Regions from separate parts of the Homo sapiens genome. Here region 2 is linked to region 1. Evidence: chromatin loops called from intact Hi-C (ENCODE). Cell type or tissue: PC-3. All regions are shown on one strand.

The links. Hi-C counts contacts between places; a loop is a spot of excess contacts. Peaks named below come from ENCODE experiments on the same cell type or tissue, not always from the same donor. Only the 100,000 strongest peaks of a DNase experiment are listed, where the experiment ranks them.
Region 2: it touches region 1 in a loop (3-fold over the local background); 2 of 110 quality-filtered maps call a loop at or near these places.

Annotation. Positions count from the first base shown.
Region 1 is chr5:124,654,493-124,658,492 of GRCh38, forward strand. The region is part of intron 3 of ZNF608 (zinc finger protein 608); the gene reads right to left. Among named protein-coding and RNA genes, the nearest start is that of ZNF608, 90 kb to the right of the region's middle. In PC-3, no CTCF peak of the experiment used is centred here; a DNase peak (open chromatin) is centred at 1,609; H3K4me3 peaks cover 1,300 bases; H3K27ac peaks cover 1,597 bases.
Region 2 is chr5:125,174,190-125,178,189 of GRCh38, forward strand. All of the region lies in intron 4 of LOC101927421 (a long non-coding RNA gene), which reads left to right. Among named protein-coding and RNA genes, the nearest start is that of LINC02240, 320 kb to the right of the region's middle. In PC-3, no CTCF peak of the experiment used is centred here; a DNase peak (open chromatin) is centred at 2,002; H3K27ac peaks cover 1,571 bases.

The sequences.
Region 1 (4,000 bases):
CTGTGAATCCTTGCCCTAGACACACGCATACCAGGCACACTGCCAAAAGACAGCCATTCTCTCCTGGATCCCCACAGCACTGCATACACAGTTCTTGCCCTGATGGAAACGTACGAGCCATGTTTCCCTCCCCTTTCTGAGCTCACAACTAGACTCCTTCTCAGCCTCCCTATCAGTCCGATGCAGCCATGTGACTGAGTCCTACAGAAAGCAAGTGAGAGAACTGATGAATGTGGGCCACTTCCAGGCCTGGCCCATAAGAACCTCTCATCCCTTTCTGTCTGGCTGCAATGGAAATGGCTATTGTGATCTCGAAGTCCTCAGGATAAAGGTGGCAGAGTCTCCTTCATCTGGGACCCTGAATGACAAGGAGAACTTCCCAGGTCTGAACTTAAGGCTATTTGTCCTACCGTAATACATGGCCCCCATAATATTTTACTCTGCTTGTATACACAGTATGCCTAACTCTTCCAACTAGATGACACTCCTTGAAAATAGGAGCAGTGTCTGCACCCACAACCCCTGGCGGCACAGTGGCTACCTAATAGTGAGAATTCATTAAACACCTAGGAACTAACTACACGAGGACTGACGAGAGAGAGAGTCTAGACTGAATCCTACTCAGTGACTTCCTTTTATTACTACCATACTTTTTCAATAAGCATAATCTCCCACTAGTTTTATAGATGATAGACATTCTCTGTGGAGAGGCTTTGCTCCCAAGATGTTATAAATGTGGTTTATGAATTATTATTTCTGGTATTTGTGAAGCTGTTTCCTCAAGAACGGGGCAAATGCCTGATTTCCCAGTGGATTGACATAATTCTGTTTGTATTGAGTTTAAAGACTGCTTCAGAGTCTTTAAAGTGCCTCATCCCCGGGACAGAAGTCTTTGCCAAGCATCGCAAATGCTGAGTTTGGAATCAGACAGAAGTTTTTTTGAACTCTCTCAGACTACCACATCTGGATGCATTTGATGTGCATCCAGGCAGAAAACAGAAACCTCATTCGAATAACACCAAATGGTAACCCATTCATGCCATATGCCTTTAAAAAAGAAAGTTTACACATTTCTTTCCTTTTATATATTTTTTTCTAGTGAAACATTGGTGACAAAATGTCACAATATGCTGATTTCATGAGTACAGGATAAAATTCATATATTTCAGATATCATATTACCCTCCATTTTTACACAACGTGACTATTGTGCAAGGTATGATTTATCACCATTTCTTTGTTCAGGACTCCCTCCCCCCATTATTATGTTGTCGTCACTCTGTGGTATTCAATACTGGTACTTTGTAAAGGCTGAATCTTGTATAGCACAAGCTTCGCTGTTCCAGCCTCGGAGCTTATAACCTTCAGACAGATCCTTCTTCAAATATAATTATTTGGGAAAATTTAAAATGTACAACTAAGGTTGCTCATAAAATACCTGCCAGCCAAAAATCAGAGGGACTTTCCCATTACCTGTGCCAAGTATATATAGAGCACTAGGACAGGAAAAGTAAGTGTTGTCACATGACCATAAAATGCAGTATGTTTTTTTTTTAAAGAGCCCTACCGCTGGGCTGAATGTTTGAAGAGTCACTTTAAACACATCCTGTAATCAAACCATCTGGAACACAGTGCTGCGATTAGTCACCCTGAACATAGGGCTTTATCTGAACAAATAGTGTATGGCAATGGAGCTTGGGAGATAGGGCAGTACTAACAAAAGGAAGTGTAATGAAACACTTTATGCCCTAGTGTGCCGCCACCCCAGTCATAAACCCCAGAGACACACTGCTCTGGTGTTAATGTACTACTTTATGAAAGCACAGTGAGCTTAAAGATTAAAGGACTGAAGGGCTAAAAATTGCTGGTTTGGATAGATCTTCTCTGTCAGCGGCTGGAATATGTTGGCATCACTCTATCTGCGTTAATTATAACCTCTCAGATGACAGTTGAGCATTCCTATTAGGGTTTGGTGTTATTTTCAGGGCATTAGGAACAGGGTTTGTTTATGGGAGGGTAGTTACGATTCTTGGTTTGCCAGAGGTTAATCTGAACACAGACTTGTTTTTGGTTCATCTAAACCCAATCCACATACAACGACAACAAAAAATGAAACCTTAAGCAATAACAAAAGCAATGGAAAAATGCTGTTCTACTCTGCATTTTAAAACATGATAATCTTTCTTACTTGACTGTACTTATCTCTTTCAAAAGTACATTTGGTCATTGGTATACAATCTATGGAAATCCTTTTTTAAAAAAAAAATCTGAAAGGATTTTCCCCCTAAATACACAGAATAAGCCCTAAACACACACACACACACACACACACACACACACACACACACACACACACACACAGCTAAAGAAACCTTGTTTCCCCATGGGCCTTATGGTTTAATACACAAAAGAACACAGAGCCACTTCCATCACTGTCACCTCCCCTGCAGCCTTTGTTCTGAGGCCTGATGAGCTGTATTGATTTGGGAAAATCATTGAGCTTCTTTGGAAAACTAGACTCTCGCTTATTCACTGCCATCTATTTCTTTCCCATGAAGACAGGTGGTCAATATCCAGCTGACTGGTCAGCTAAAAGAAGCCCAAGCTGCTTTTTTCTTGCTTCCCTAGTAACATTATCATTTCCCACTTCTAGAAGATACAATGGCCTGTTAAGGAGTCTTGTGAGTAAGAAGAGGGAGCAGAAATAAGACTTTTATAAGGCACCACCGGTAACACTAAGATGCTGTCCCATATGTTCACGTGGGAGGCTGCACCGCACATATAGATGGTGACGATATTTTCACTGACCAAGTTTAAGCATCAGTGAAAACTTACAGGGCCCAAGATATAACATGAAAAGAAATACTAAATCAAAACAGATCATTAGAGACCAGGTGCAGTGGCTCACGCCTGTAATCCCTGCACTTTGGGAGGCCGAGGCGGGTGGCTCACGAGGTCAGGAGATCGAGACCATCCTGCCCAACACAGTGAAACCCAGTCTCTACTAAAAAATAAAAAAATAAAAAAATAAAAAATAGCCGGGCCTGGTGGTGGGCACCTGTAGTCCCAGCTACTCGGGAGGCGGAGGCAGGTGAATGGCGTGAACCCGGGAGGCAGAGCTTATAGTGACCTGAGATCGCACCACTGCACTCCAGCCTGGGCGACAGAGCGAGACTCCATCTCAAAAAAACAAACAAACAAACAAACAAAAACAGATCATTAGAGATCAATTAATGTTTACTGTGGAAAGACATGCTTTACTTCTTTTAAATAATCAAAACATATGTTCTACCAAGCAAGTGTCCTAGTTACAAAATGTCTTAGGTGTAATTTAGACATTTTAAGTAACAAAGAGCATCATAAAAAAAAATCACATGGAGATCTTTAGAAAGTAATTTTTAATCAGGAATTTTGATCAGTAACAAAAATATTTGCTTTTAAGTTAGGCAAACATACATATCCTAAAGCAACATTGCCCTTGATGACTTGAGGCCAGCTTTAAAATAAAATAAAATATATGTACTGCACCATTCATATACAATATGTACCCCTTATTGTGTAGACCGTTCCTCTAGTAGTTCCTGCTAAGGTTCCTGGAGTCCCTACTTTGGGGACAGGCAGGCAGAACAGGTTTCAGGTGATAGTGTTGGGGGAGGAGGGAAGAAGACAAGTCCCCTGAGCTTGCTTCAGCAAGGTCAGCAAGTCAGACATTTAACTGGGATGCATCAAAAGCCACCCCCTGTACCCCAAAAGGGATGGCCTTCATGCTGTGGTCCCTCAGCGCTCAGTCAACACACAGCAGGATGCAAGGGACAAAGGAGGACAGGAAGATAGAATCAAATAAAAAAATACAGTCTTCTGAGACAGACATTTGGAGCAATTCAAATGCATAAACTGAATATGTACATGTATAGAGTGTGTGTCTGTATACATTTGTACCAAGGGGTTTTATTTCTTGTCTTTGATTAAACTTCCTAGTAAGTAGCTGCCTCCTTTGAGGC
Region 2 (4,000 bases), 520 kb after region 1:
AGATCCATCAGGTAAATTGGTAATACAAACAGCCAAATGCTCATCTGGAATTTTATTGTGAATTGACATTTATACAGAATATGTACTCACTTTTTTATTGGGGTACTCTTGAAGTCTAATAGGAAATTGCAAGAAAGCAAGATTTAAAAAAACAACACCCAACAGACACAGCAATGTATTTTATTTTATTTCTGCTGTGGATATTTTAACAGATACCTCAAGCTATTTAAACCTAAGCTTACTTCTCACTCAAGTTTCCTTCCATCTCTCACTTCAATTACCAACTTGCAAAGTTTCATCTCTTCTTCACTCCATTTAAAAATGGTTTGGACATTCAGTTTGAGAAAGAATGCACCAGACAATTAAGGAGATCATTCTTTTCCTGCCCTCTAAGATCTATATCTATTCAGTCAAAAATAGTACTGGCAATTCTACATTCTAAAAGCCTCTCAAATCCATCATTCCTTCCTCATTCTCATTGCCACTGGCTACTTAACTCAGGCCCCAAACACCATTGGCTTGGACTTTTATAACAGTCTCCTATGTCCCTCACTGCTTACATATCTTGAATTTATGTCTTAAATTGCTGCTCCAATTATTTTTCCAAAATCACATATCTAATTATTATAGTTTCCTAGTTACCACACTTTAATGTATTCCCATGACCTAGAGGATAGTCTTAACTTTTAAGCAAGGTATTTAGGCTTCTTTACACTTTGTAACTCTATAGTCCTCATCTTCTGTGGCCCTCTTCAACTACTTGTCCCCAAAAGCCCACTCCTTAGATACCAGCTGTGTTGGGCTGTGCATCTCTCTCTAAATTGGTGACTCTCAAAGTTAAGGGTGCATCAGAATGATGAAGAGAGCTACTAAAACACATCCCCAGAACATCAGATTCAAGAGGCCTGAATTGGGGCCTGACTCTGCATTTCTAACAAGTTTCCATGCAGTGCTGAAGATATTGGTCGGGGGACCACATTTTATGAATCAGTTCTCTAAAGCAAGCCAGATTTTCTATCAGGTGACACTATTTAATTCAGCTCAAAAATCAGAGCTGGGTGTGGTGGCACATGCCTGTAATCCCAGCACTTTGGGAGGCCAAGGCTGGTGAATCTTTTGAGCTCAAGAGTTTGAGACCAGCCTGGGCAATGTGGGGAAACTCCTTCTTTTGTACTTTTGTGCCAGAAGTACAAAAAAAAATTAGCCAGGTGTGGTGGCATGTACTGGTTGTCCCAGCTACTCAGGAGCCTGAGGTGGGATGATCACTTGAGCCTGGGAGCCTGGGAGGCAGAGGTTGCAGTGAGCTGAGATCTCTCCACTGTACTCCACCTTGGATGACAGAGTGAGACACCGTCACACTCACACACACACACACACACACACACAAATGGTTTTTTTTTTTTTTTTTTTTTTTTTTTTGGTGGATCCTGTCTTGACCAGTCCCTAAGTGTACATAGAACTTATTTTTCTTAAGCATTATTTAAAGTACACAAAGTTATGGTTTGTTAATCTGGCTGTCTTCTTCCTTTGAACCCCTTAAGGATAGAGAGTTTATTATATTCACTTTAATATTCCCAGACTTAGCACAGTAGAGAGGAAGTAAATTTCCTTTGCTGAATGAATGAATATTGGCTGTATTATATCTGCATTCCTGACTGGGCCGTTTTCCAGATGTAGAATTGGCCATGCTGTCTGTTAATTTTGAAAGCTGCTGGTACATGTATTTCAGTGACCTTTTGATAACATTTCACATCGCATAACAATTCACCAAAGGGAATTTCAAAGCAATTCGAATCTTACATTCTAATGAACAAAGGAAACATACATGACAGGTAGTCAGAAATCAGTCTGATGAAATTCAATACAACATGAAACAAAAGACTTTAAAATTATGTTGGAAGTTTTATGGGCCCCTGTCTAACATCATTTATTTGCTAAAGGTGTGGCTACCCGATGAAAACATAACTGGGATATTGTGTCAGTTAAGTGAAAAGCATCAGGTGAACGAAAAAGCAGTCAGAACAGTGGCTTGGCAATGTGTTGACTGTAGCTGATTTATTGTTTCACCTTCCACTGGTTTTTCTTTCATTGTGTCAACACAGTTTACAGGGCACATATGGATTTATATGATCCACAGAGATAAGGAAAGAATTCTTAGGGAAGGCTGAACTCTTTTCTTGCTTTTAACTCACAAAAGTCACTGATCCAAAGTCACTGATTGGGCAACAAAGTGCCAAGTAAGGAGTCGGGGCCAAAAATCTTCCATTTGATTGTGTACGTAATAACTGGAACTCTTGCTCAGATTTTCAGAAGAACGTTTCACAACACAGACAGCAAGACCCAGAGGTGTGAAAGAGTGGGACAGACTGGAATGGACTGAGGGTGGGAGATGGAACTGGGTAGGAAAGCTGGTTCCAAATTGTGAGCGGCCTTGCGTGTCATGCCAAGGAGTCTGAATTTGATTCTGCAGGCATTTGGGAGCCACTGACCTAATTCCAGTTTGAGAATTAGAGAAGCTAGGAGCAGAAAGACTAATTATAAGGCTACTGCAAGAGACTGGAACTTGAGCCAATGCAGGGAATTGAGGATGGTCAGAGAAAGAATTTATAAAACTTAATGACCATGTTAGTCAGGGTTCTCCAGAGACACAGAACAAATAGAATGTGTGTGTGTGGGTGAGTGTGTGCGTGTGTGTGTGTGTGTGCGTGTGCACACGTGCATCTGAATTGGTTTACTTGATTATGGAGGCTGGAAAGTCCAAAATTAGCAGGGTAGGCTAACAAACTGGAGACCCAGGGAAGAGTTGATGTTGCAGTTCAAACCTGAACTCTGTCTGCTGGCAGAATTTCTACTTTCCCCTGGGGAGGTCAGTCTGTTGTTCTATTAAGGCTTTTAACTGATTAAATGAGGCCCACCCATATTAGAGAAAGTAATCTGCTTTACTAAAAGCCCACCAATTTAAATGTCAATCTCATCCAAAAAACACCCTCATAGAAACATCCAGAATAGTACTTGACCAAATATCTAGGGCCTGTGGCCCATCCCAACTGACATGTAAAATTAAGCATCACAGTGACCGATTGGATGAAGGGCTTAAGAGTGAAGAAAATAAATAATAGATGGTTCTGCAGTTTTCAGCTTGGATAAATTGAGTGAATGGTGATGCTTTTAACTAAGACAGGATTCCTGAGAAGAGGGCGAAATTTTGGTTAGAGAAGACTTTTTCTTATTCAAGAAGCATTTATTGATCATCAACCTTGCACCAAGCACTAAGTTAAATATTTCTTCTTTTGGTGTAGGAGAGGGAATAAGTACGTAGAAAATACCGTATGAAGAGAAGCCATTGCGTAATGATTCAGCTGTGCTTTAGAGGCAGAGACACTTAAGCTCTGTAACTTGGACCACCTGCTTAACCTGTCCTAGTGTCATTTGCATATATAGTACCTGGCACATAGTAGTTTATCAAGAAATATCTCCAGAATGCTTAGCTATGTTTTTACTGTATTGATTGTTGAAATTAATGTAGAATGCTAAACAAATATGAGACAGATTTTTCCCTGGTGCCATGACAGTGTCAGAGGACATGGTTCCTGGGAGGGTACTAAGTGACTCTGTCTTGTGTTATAGTATGCTTTAGATCCATAGTGGCTTGAAGCAGATAACTCCCAAAGGAACTCTGTTAGAACCAGAGAATAACTCAGGCACTGGTCTCACTAGGGCATATTATTCACTTGTGTAAACAACATTTAAAATACCTAGCAGTGGATATATAATATTTTATTAAAGTTCATAAAGGTCATAAATGAGTTTAAAATCTAGAAAACAAATTCAGTCTTCTTTAAAATTATTTAATTATAGCTGCTAAAATTACATACCGATATCCACATTTATATATATATGAACTCAGCTAATCAGTATGGAAGTAGATTTTACCAGTTGGTGTAATAATTTAGTATACTTTGACTACTCCTTATATGAATAGACACTATAAACTGGATAG